Linked DNA regions of Mus musculus: region 1 is linked to region 2. A link is a loop called in an ENCODE intact Hi-C map of the cell type or tissue named here. Cell type or tissue: left cerebral cortex. All regions are shown on one strand. Links, peaks and the distances in the headings refer to the core of each region. The heading gives the core; the rest is flanking DNA.

Region 1 (5,375 bases), core at 98-5,097, 160 kb before region 2:
CAAAAGAATTTCAATGTCTTTTTGAAAATACTGCACAAACATAAGTGATTGTCATTTTCAATCATCACAAATGGATCATTTTGCTCTTCTTCGGCTTTAGTGAACAAGAGCAGGGAGTACTTAACAGAAGAATTTCCAAAACCGGTGAAATTCTCAGTCAGCTAAAAATTTGGGGAACTCCTGTTGAATACTTTTTCTTTTTTTGTAAAGCTCCCCAAGGCTAATTTCCAAAAGAGTTCTGATCCAGGACATGCAACAAAATGAGGTCAGCGAGTGCGGAGCCCCTGTCCCGCCCCCTACCCAGGGCTCAGAAAAAGGTAACCAGAGGACTCCATGGACAAGGAGTCAGTTGGCTGAATGATAGGGAAGAAATGGAAACCAGTCCTCCCAGAGGCAAACAAACAAACAAGCGCCTCACTCCAGACTCACTGGCTAATTTACCAGCTAAGGACAGAAAGTGGGAGAAGGAAAAACAAAGAAATAGAGAGAAAGAATGAGAATAAAGTTAAAAACCATGAAGGGGAGGAAAAGTACTTTTCAGCAAAGAGGTCCTGGTGATCAGGAGGCGCCAAAGGTAAAGAAGGAACTTCTTCCCCTCCCCCAACCATATGGAGCAGGCTTTTTGTGAAAGAGGAGGAGGTGATTGTTTTCTCAGGAGAGTGATTACACTCAAAGAGGCCCTGGGAAAACTGACCTCTGGATTATACTCATCATATTTTATTGTCTCCTGTGCTGTCCTCTAAATTGGTTGAGACAGTGAAGAGTACGAGATTGTAGTATATATAAAATGTATTTATCTCTATAGTCTCAAACATGTTGATTTTTTAAAAACTCCCTAGATACAACCCACACTTATGCATGACAGTTGATTATATAATGGTGAAATTAACCCTTAAAGGTGAATGGGAGACATTCTCCCAGCTAGTCTTTGAAGTGCTACACAAAAAGGAAGCATGAAGAAAAGAGGCTATTTTCTTCTGAAGAGAAGTCGTAAGAACACTATAGATAGCCTCATGCAAAGAAAGTTGGGAAGTAAAAGCTGACCGGGCCAAAGGCATGGCAAAGTGTCGATGGAATGGGCTCTCCACAAAGGGCATGTCTGTTCTCACTGACATGTGCATGAGGGCTCCAGTTTACTAGTGTGTTGACCACCATGGTCATTTGGTGAACAAAAGAAGCCATCCCTCCATAGAGTTCTCCTGGCTTGGATCCTTTCGATGCAAACCAAGATAGCTTCTACTTAACCCCAAAAGTGAAGTCCAGGAAGACACTGGGGGCATCATCCTGCTGCAGCTAACAAGATGGACCAGCACTAAGTGATCGGATGCTGCAGCTTCTCTGGAAACCTAAGGCATAGCCATCATATGCCCCTCCCCCAACACACAATCAGCTAGGCCCAAAGAGTAGAGTATCTAATAGCACATATAAACAATAAAATCTCTCGTAGGGGTGACTGTGAACTTCTATGTACAAGATACTTTTCAGACACATAATTCTCTATTCAGATCATCAACGAGAGGGAAGTCATTTGTGTTTGTGCTGTGGTTGAGCTATCTGCCCGATACACAGAAGCATCTGAGCAGTGACTTGGGTTGTTCTACCTAGATTCATATCAGAAGTAAGAATATTCGCTTTGGAATCAGGAAATATGTATCATAATCTGATGCTCACCACAAAAGGCCTGGGAGACTTCAGGCCTTTCTGTCTCCCTAGCCTAACTTCTCAAAACCACTTGGAAATTATTTTTTCTCATCATTCCATCACTACCACACAGCATCTCTCTTGAGCTCCAATTTTCTTTTTCTTCAGAGCCCTAGCAAAAGTTTAAGATTGCCATTATTGTTACTTTCTGACTTGGTGGCTTCTTACAAGGGCCTCCTGATTGTCCCCATCCCCCACCCAGTATAATTTGGGGATTTTGTCATTCTTTTTTCACTGTCATATGCTTCATGCCAGGGCACTGTGTACTTAGCATAGACTAATTTTTAAAAATCCTGAATTAAAAGTTATATAGTAAATTACATAGTACATGCTCAATTAATATGTCTGAAATGAGCCAAGGAAGGTAGCGTGATCTTAAGATTAAAGTCATTCCCAGCATTCAAAGCCTAAAACATTGTACCATTCACATCTCAGGAGCTTTTGTGGTAAGGCTCTGGCATTCAAAGAGGCTGTTCCCAACTGATCAGAAAGCCAAGGCAAGCAGTTTTCTCCCCTGGGTTCCTAGAATGCAGAACTCCAGCCTTCGGCAGCTCCCCGAGCTGGACACCAGAGGGCAGTATACCCACACTTACTGCTTCCTTCCAGTAGAGGGCCAGAGCTAGGGGAATCCAAGTTCTGATAAAGGGCAGTACTCTGGTGTCAAATTGGCATGTCAGGACCGGCGCCTAACTGCCCCCTGATGTGAAGAGCTGCAGACTGCAGGACAAAGGGTTCAGTAAAGACTTCATTCAAAATTTGTAACATGGAAATCAAATGTGAACAACAGACCCCAAAACCATCTGTTCTTGCCAACGCCAGGGCAGACGCCATGGCCAGCTGCCAGAATGGTCCTGAATTGTTCTATACACACTAGGGGAGGGAGGGAGCTAGGTTTCTTTTCAACAAAAGACCATTATGCAAAGGACTTCCAAATGCATTTTTTCTTTTGATGTATTCTCTTTAACTAGAGTAATGTAATAAAATGATAATGATAATCTTTTGGTTTGTGATTAGCTTGAGTTAAAACATACACACCAGGAGAGTCATATACACACACACACACACACACACACCCTGCCATCAAAGTAAGCTGACATTAAAAACTGATTGCCTCTCCAAGAAATTTTTCATTATGACTTAGTAAAAATGCATTTTAATTAAACACTGCACATATTATAAGTTGGGGAGGTTTTTAAAAAGAGCATAATTAAATAAAAAATACTTAACACCTTGTTACCTATTAAAGGTACAAACACACAAAAATGTATCAAGGAAAAGTTATTACAGTTAACATATATGAGCATATGTTTAAAATTTCTATTAAGAAATTTAAGGGCTTAATGAGTGTCTGAAACTATTCAGATTTCTAGCTAAGATGATGGATAAAAATACATTTAACAATGCCCTTCTGTGGAATTAAAAGGTTTAATGCTTTTATTAAATATATACCAAACCTTATACCACGCAGACTTTTTTCAACAATTTTCTTCTAAGTTACCACATTCAGAAATACCACAACTCTGAACCCTGGGTGATATCTTTTTATGAACTCCATTTTAGCACAACCCCTCAGGCCACCACTGCCTGACTGCTCACAACACAAATAGCTTATATATTTGTGTATAAAACCAACACTGTCTAGGGCCAGTACCAGATCACTGCCTTGCACCCCTGAGAGCTTTTTGTATGGTATTCCTTCTGTAAACCTTCAGAGAGTCGCTGTAAGCTGGTGATGAATTAAAGTGTTCATTTGGAACGAGATAAGCTTAGCAGACTTGTCCTAGCAAGTTCTTGTTAATAAAGTTGAGAGTGTTTAAACCCTCAGGAGGTGAAAAGAAAGAGCTGGTCCATCTTGAGCTGTCGAAGCTGATCATTTTCAGTTGCCCCCTGATAGCCCTTTTAGCATCACTTAAATGACGCTAATGCAGGAGGTTTCTCCTCTATCTGCCCAAGAGACATTAGAATGAAAGAAAAAAAAAATAAACAGTTCTAAACTTAACAGGAAAAACAAACCTCCACAGAGCACTGGGAAAAGCTAAGCCTCCCAAGCACTTCTTTCTTTCTTTGAACAAGACATTGCAGAAAGCTGGCCCCATTTAGTGCTTTTGTTCCCAGTTGCTCTGGAGTCCCTTCACCTGGGCAGAATGGACAGCAGTAAGCAATGTTTGGTGTCTGCTCCTTTTTAAACTTGTCATTTCTACAGAGCTTTTTAGTTTTTAATCAAGAGAACAGGAAATAAGCTGAAAGCAATAAAACACACACCAGAGCAGGGTCTGTGAATTCCAGAGTCAAAACGTAAGTGCCTGAGAATGTCCCTAAGCACAGAGGAGGCCTCCTCGTGTGTGTAAGTTGCTATGTAGAAATTTGAGGACTTGACAGCTAAATATAGCTTAGGAGAAATGCACAAGTCTACGCCAGGGTCAGGCACCTTCTTAGTCTTGAAGGCACACACATGTGGACGGGTGAGCAATGCAATTTTTTTATCTTTGCCTGCTTCGGGTAGAATGGCTTCTATAGCTCTCTCCCATTCTTTACCCTCCTCCAGCTTTCACTGCTGTGAATTGGTGTTGTAAACCTACCTCCCATCATGGCCTCAGGCATCCCAGAGCCTAAATTTATCTGGATCTCAGCAGAACCTCAGTTGTAAATATTCTCCCCCTTAATCCTGTTTCCAAAAACTAGGTTGCCTACTTAGTGGCTGAATGTGCTAATGGATTTTCAAGTAGAAGAACAGACGTGAAGAAGTAGGCACAGTCCTTTCGGGTTGGTTCCAGCAGCACCCTATCAGAGCTAATCACAACATATTGCAAATAGCCATTCATCCATCCGGGTTCCCTCTAGCCTGTGGACTCCTATCTTCTTGACTTGGTATTTACCTCACAGCGCTGACACTTAAGAGGACATTTAATAAAGATGTGGTTGAATGATCCAATCCCTGTATCAATATTCAATGAAATGGTGGCTTCAGCTGAAAAGCATCTATTATGTGGATCACAGAGAGTTAAAGAAAAAAAAAAAAAAGAAAACAACTTAGTAGCTACAACACACCTGGCGAAAACAACCCAAAAACAACTGATATAATCAAAAGAAGCAAGGAAGTTAAAAGCCATTATATTCCTCAGGTACAATGTCCTTTGGAAAAACTCTTCTTTATCTGCTGGCCAGGGAGCTTGCCCTCCCCTTGTGGTAACTCACAGAAAGTGGTCATAGCCATGAAAAACTACAAAGGCACTGAGTCTGCTTATGGTTTGCTAGGATTAGATATTAAATAAATGGATAAGGGTCACACATGGTCTCAATTCCAAATTCGTGTTGCAATGCCTGGTCAAGGTGGGGTGAAGCAAGAGAAAATTTCAAACTTCTATTCTGAATAGCCTGACTTACATCCAATAAGATAGATTGTTACAAAAAAAAATCCAGCAAAGTGCCATTTTTCATTCAAAACTTCAAAAAAAAATACCAGTAAAACAAGTTTAGTATCTTGCATGTGTATCTAAACACTTACGGACTTAAAATATGATTTTAAAAGGTTATATTACAAGTACTATAAATCATATTGAGACATTTGCAAAGCATGTTATGTACTGGAAGACTAGTCTATCTCTCTGGACGGCTACAGTATGAAAGACAGAAGGCCAGCCCTTTCATAAATGCCTCCGAGTAAACAATCAACA
Region 2 (5,375 bases), core at 167-5,166:
CGCGCCTCTCTCTCTCTCTCTCTCCCTCTCTCTCTCTCTCTCTGTGTGTGTGTGTGTGTGTGTGTGTGTGTGTGTGTGTGTGTGTGTAAGAGGATTGCTAATAACTATCTAGATGAACTTTTCTCGGTACCCCCTTCTTTAAGCACCATTTTACTTCCCTTTGCATCAGCCAAATACTGCCCAACCCCAACCCTGGACCAATTCATCTTGTGGGGGCTCAGCCTGTAAGGACCAATTTTTATATTATCAACAAAAGCGTGTTCTCTAGCCTTAGCAATCTAATTACCATGGCACTTCCAGGGGAGAGAGATTCGCCCGTTGTTTCAGCTCTGCAGAACTGATTCATAGGTTGCCCCTTACAGCTCTTGCACACGCCCACGTGGTACGTTATTAAGACTTAACAGTGGAAGAGGTAGTTCTACCCTCCCTTAGAGCGATATCCTGCAAGGCAATATTTAACATATGCGCAAGTGCATTTCAGTCACCAAAAAAGGGTGACCAATTACCTTTGCAACTAAACAGCAGGCTCACTAGCCTCTTTTCATCAACCTAAAGAAAAGGCTGAGGGCGCGCTGGCTGCCTAGGTAACCTCCTGCCAGTGAACGCTCCCTGGCAGCGCCCACAAGGCGCGCATACGCATTCACAACTTGGTCCAACGATCCGGCCCGCCTCCCTGACTTGTTGAGAGCCACCAGCCAAGTTGTGGCGAGGCTTGTTCCCAATGTCTCCCAAGCGCGGGATGAGCGCCTAGCTGGATGCACGAGTCTTCGGAAGGAGAGCCTGGAAGCCACAAACGTCTGTGTGCAAATACGGCTGGCTGCTTTCTTCCAAGCGCACCTCTGAAAAATTAATCTTTTCGAAACCCATTCTTCCTGCACGTATTGTTAGTATAGCAACTTGCCCTGATTGGATTCTAAGGCAGGCGTTAAGCGCCCAACCGCTGGACAGTCAATCACACAAGGCAATTAATATTCATCTGTTGACAGCGGCAGCCCTGAGCTAAGGTTAAAATATGCCCCTACAAAATGATCTGATTGTGCAGAACAAAAGGCAGGCGCTCTGAAACTTTCCTCTGCCTAAAATCTTCTCCTCTTCGGGGTCCAGCCTGTCAAGGCAGATGAATTTGGGCGGGGGAGGAGTCAAATCCTTTTTGGATTCGTGCTCCGTAGGCCAAGCACCGCCGATTTTTAAAGAGATTTGCCAACCTAGATAAGGGAAGCTGTTTTGAAGGGAAAGGCTCAGTCTTGCACGTTTTGGAGGACCCTCCTACTCAAAAGTTTCCTTCACTGTGTCTTCTCTAGCCTCTGAGGATTCAAAGATTTGTGCTCAACTTTGCCTGCACTTGGGCCCGGCCAGCCTCGGGAACCCAGACTGGGGAACGGAAAGCATGGGGGGACACACGGTGGATAAAGTGTGGCCAGAACTACGGGTCCAGCTAAGGCAGACGTGCTAGTAAGGGAGATAAATTCCCGAGTCACAGTCTTCACGTTGTGAAGCCGGTTTGCTAAGAGCAGAGGGGAGCCAGCTCCCACCTTCCCGCCCTCCCCCCCCCAAAAAAAATGGGCGCTAGAAAGGCGATCTCTGCTGTTCCTCGCTCTGGCTTGCACAGTTCCTGACAGCAGCGTGAGCCCGGGGCATGTGGACAGAGTCCCATACTGTGCTTCCCTCCCTTGGTAGATGGTCCAGGCCCCAGGCACAGCAACCATTCCCAGGTATCCTGCAGCAGAGAGCACGGCCGCTGCGGCCCCACCAGGCTAGCGCGCTCTGGGAAGAGCCACCACGCGCGCCTTGGCTTTCCACTGTGCGCGGGGAATGCTCAAGGGACCCCTACTCACCTGGTACAGGGGTTTCTGGAACCCATTTGAGTCCGGGCTGCAGTCTCTGGAAGAAAGAACGGACCTGGTGACAGGTGGCGTCTGGAGGCGGCGGGGGCTGCGCCTGTCCCAGGCAGCCCAAGCCTAGCAGCATCGCCACCAGCAAGCACGCGGTGCGCACGGTCCCGGCCATCCTGCTTCTTGGGGGAGCGAGGAGAGCACGAGAGAGTGGCAATAAGAGCCGGAGCGGTCCCGAGACTCAGCAAGTCTGGCAGTAGCCCGACAGAGCAAGAGAGGAGCCGCTACCCAGCCGCCGCAAAAGTTTCCTCGCAGCTACCTGGGCGCTGGGCGAGGGCGGGAACAGCTTGGCGGTGCGGGGCGGCCCGGGGCGGAGCCTTGTGGGCGTGGCGAGGAGGGACGGGGCGGGGCGAGGCAAGGCGAGCCGCGCTGCCTGGAGGACGGCGTGGGGTCGTGTAGCTGCTGGCCTGCGGGATGCGGGGCGTGGCAAGGAGCTTAGCTGGGAGATTGGGTTTACCAAGGTGGCGGGCAAGCCTTGGTGGGAGAGGCGCGGGAAGAGGATAAGGAGCGTGTGCGGTGGCTCCCGGCAATCCTGCCCTGACACTCGCTCGCCGCTGCTCTACACTGGGCGCTCTGGCATAACTACTGCAGAGGGGCTGCAGGCTCAGGCACGCTGATTGGCTTCCCAGCAGCAGTCCCCTCTGACTGGCTCTGGGAGAAGTTCCCCAGCCTCACTCCTCCTTTCCGCCTCCCTTTGGCCTACAGCCGGGAGGGCTTTTCCTTTTCAGCCTTTGCAAGCTCTCCATCTTCCTTGGAGTGGAGTGGAGGTCTGCGGTTTAGGTACACACACACACACACACACACACACACACACACACACACACCCGACTCGACCCTAGGCCTTCTCCCACCCAGATCTGGCTCCTTCTGGCCACCAGAGCCCACACAAGGTTTCCTAAGCACAAAATCCCTCTCCTTGCTGTTTTCTGAGAAAGGTTTCTTGGGAACCCTTTCCCAATGCAGCTGTGGCCAAGCCCTCAAAGCCTACCCACAAATAGTCACGTTCCAGAGCGCTGGGGACCTCTGGATTTCACAGCCTGGCTCATCTTTGTACCTAAAAGGTCTGGAAGCCCGTGTAGCTTGCTGGGTCTCATTCAATAGAACCACACAAAGTAAATGTGTGCATGTGTGTGTGTGTGTGTGTGTGTGTGTGTGTGTGTGTGTGTGTGTGTGTGAATTTAGGCACTTGATCCTGATTCCTAGGTGAATCATATCATCTACAGGATAATCACGGGCGACCCTCATAAAGCAAAGTGTAGCTGGTGAGAGTAACTCATTCAGGAAATCATTTTACAGATGAAATTCATTAAGTCATGGTTAGTCTGTTTCATACCTGGAGTAGAGCCCTATTTAGAAGATTTCCTGGATGTCAATCCACGTTTCTTCTACTTAATTCTCACCAATGGAAAGACATTTCTTTGAGAATCAAATGCCCCTTTGAGAAGAAAAAGCATATAATCATTATCTATGCTCTACAGAAATTGAATCATTCCATCAGATTGGTTCTCTTTGTGACTCCACTCATGTGCACACGTAGACAACTTTAGCCCAGTGTCTTGTATGTAGTAGGAGCTCAGTATTTCTACAATTAATGAATTTGATATCTCGGTGTAAACTAGCTTGTTGTCTGATTGTGTTCTTTTTTTTAACTAGACAGAAGTATGCTTGGAGACATAGATAAACACAGCTGGAGGGGGGCTGTGTCTTGAATAGGGGGCTATGAAGAAAGAGAAAGCAATATGAAGGCAACTGAGCAATTTATTCAAGTCTTCATTTGTTCATTCAATAACCATTATTGGAATTCTTACTATGTGCTTGACTCTGTGGGATACAAAGAGAAAACAGAGACACGAAACCCATTCTGTAGTACCTGACCTCAGAGAGTTTCAAATCTAATGGGGAGCCAACAAAGTGAAATGTTAACACATTATGTGTTAAGAGGGAAGATGGAGTTCTGAGGGCTGAGCGGAGGGATCAGAGAAAGTGTCCCAGAAATGCTGATGGCCTAAACTCGGACTTGAAAGCCCAGTAGGGGCTGAGGTGAGAAAAGACTGGGGGAAGGGTGCCCTGGCAAGGAAACGGGGTGAACAAAGAAGAGAGGCCCTGGCATGGCCCATTTGGAGAGTAGGAGGTGCAAGTAATGATTTCAGGCTGAGGAGTTAAAAGAACTAAGGCAGGAGGGAGAGGCGAAGCAAGGGCCAGATTGTGCAGTGTAGAAGCCTGCAGAGGAGTCTGTGGAACCACTTAAGGAAATTCTGAGCATAGGGGTGACATGATCAGATTTGTCTTATTAAAAGATATCCGCAACAGTGTTTCAGAGAATGGTTTGAAGAAGGCAAAAGATTGGAAGCAAGAAGACCAGCTAAGAGGCCCTGAAATTAATGCCCAGAAGAAATGACAAAGGCTTGTGACAAAGGAGTTTTGAAAGGGGAAAACTGTCCCAGAGATATTTAGAAGATAGAATTAAAAGTGCATGCTGATCCAGTGCCTATGGGGGTTGGGTGAGAAGGAGTCAAGGACAGAGGGCTTAGTCACCCCCACTTTTCAACAAACATTTGAGTGCTGCCTATGTATCTGGCATTCTTCTACTTCATAATTCCGCCTGGGGCTAGGCCTGCGCCTGCATTGAACATTTGACAAATGACATAGCCACTTTAAAAGAAACACCAATTAAGAGTCCTAATTTGGCTGGTGAGTTTGATATGTTCCACCTGTGGAGCCCTGTGACCAAAGGGCAAATTGGAAGGCAAGCATTGATTGAATTTCACGACCTCGCAGAGGAAGACATGACCTCCCATAAATTCATGATCTTCCAGAGCTCATGCAACGAACTACAAAGGCAACAGTTGTTTTCAACTACTGGGTATGAAATACCTAGGGAAAAACGTGGCTATGCCTCCTTTTCAATCTGTGCTTTTAATATAGAACATGCTATGCATAAACTAAAGCACTGTTTACAAAATGAAGTGTGGATCCCTGGATTCAATGCAGTGGACCCACAAACTTGGGTTTATTGTCAAGAACTTTATTTCAGTGGGTTACAAACTGTACATATAATGAGTGCATTCCCCTCATAAGCTTTATCAAAACAAAGCTAAGTATCCAGTTCAGCAAAATATGAGGTAGTTTGAAGATAACATTAAGTGGTATTGGAAATAGGAAATACATTGAACCAAATAGGGTGGTCCGTGGGTCCCTAGGGTTTGAGCTAAGTCAGAGACAGACTGGCTCTGAAGTTTGAAGAACTATTTTTTAGCCTGGAAGTTTCTGCTCTCACTCCAAGCACCTACTTCAGAGCTTTTAGCCAAGCAAAGGGAAGAGTTAAAAAAAAAAAAAAAAACAACCTTGCCTAGCAGAAGAAGTGCTTCCATTTTTATAAGTGCCTCTCAAAGGCTTCTAACCTTCCCAATCCCCCAAGTGATGACTCTCACAGTGGAATTTCAGGCACTGAAATGGACTTTGTGGGATAGGCTTCTTTGTCAG

Evidence for each region. Peaks named below come from ENCODE experiments on the same cell type or tissue, not always from the same donor. Only the 100,000 strongest peaks of a DNase experiment are listed, where the experiment ranks them.
Region 1: a loop joins it to region 2, with 2.0 times the contacts of the local background. A loop is called at or near these places in 1 of 42 quality-filtered maps.

Annotation. Positions count from the first base shown.
Region 1 is chrX:52,451,234-52,456,608 of GRCm38, forward strand. The region is part of intron 2 of Gpc3 (glypican 3); the gene reads right to left. Among named protein-coding and RNA genes, the nearest start is that of Mir717, 31 kb to the left of the region's middle. In left cerebral cortex, for the core only: a CTCF peak has its summit at 2,285 (motif pointing right); a DNase peak (open chromatin) is centred at 2,286.
Region 2 is chrX:52,611,798-52,617,172 of GRCm38, forward strand. It overlaps Gpc3 (glypican 3), which reads right to left and starts at 2,177. Exons shown (of 8, transcript NM_016697.3): 1 at 1,836-2,177. The coding sequence starts at 2,007. All of the region lies in intron 4 of A630012P03Rik (RIKEN cDNA A630012P03 gene), which reads left to right. In left cerebral cortex, for the core only: a CTCF peak has its summit at 2,454; DNase peaks (open chromatin) are centred at 679, 2,219 and 2,431; H3K4me3 peaks cover 1,731 bases.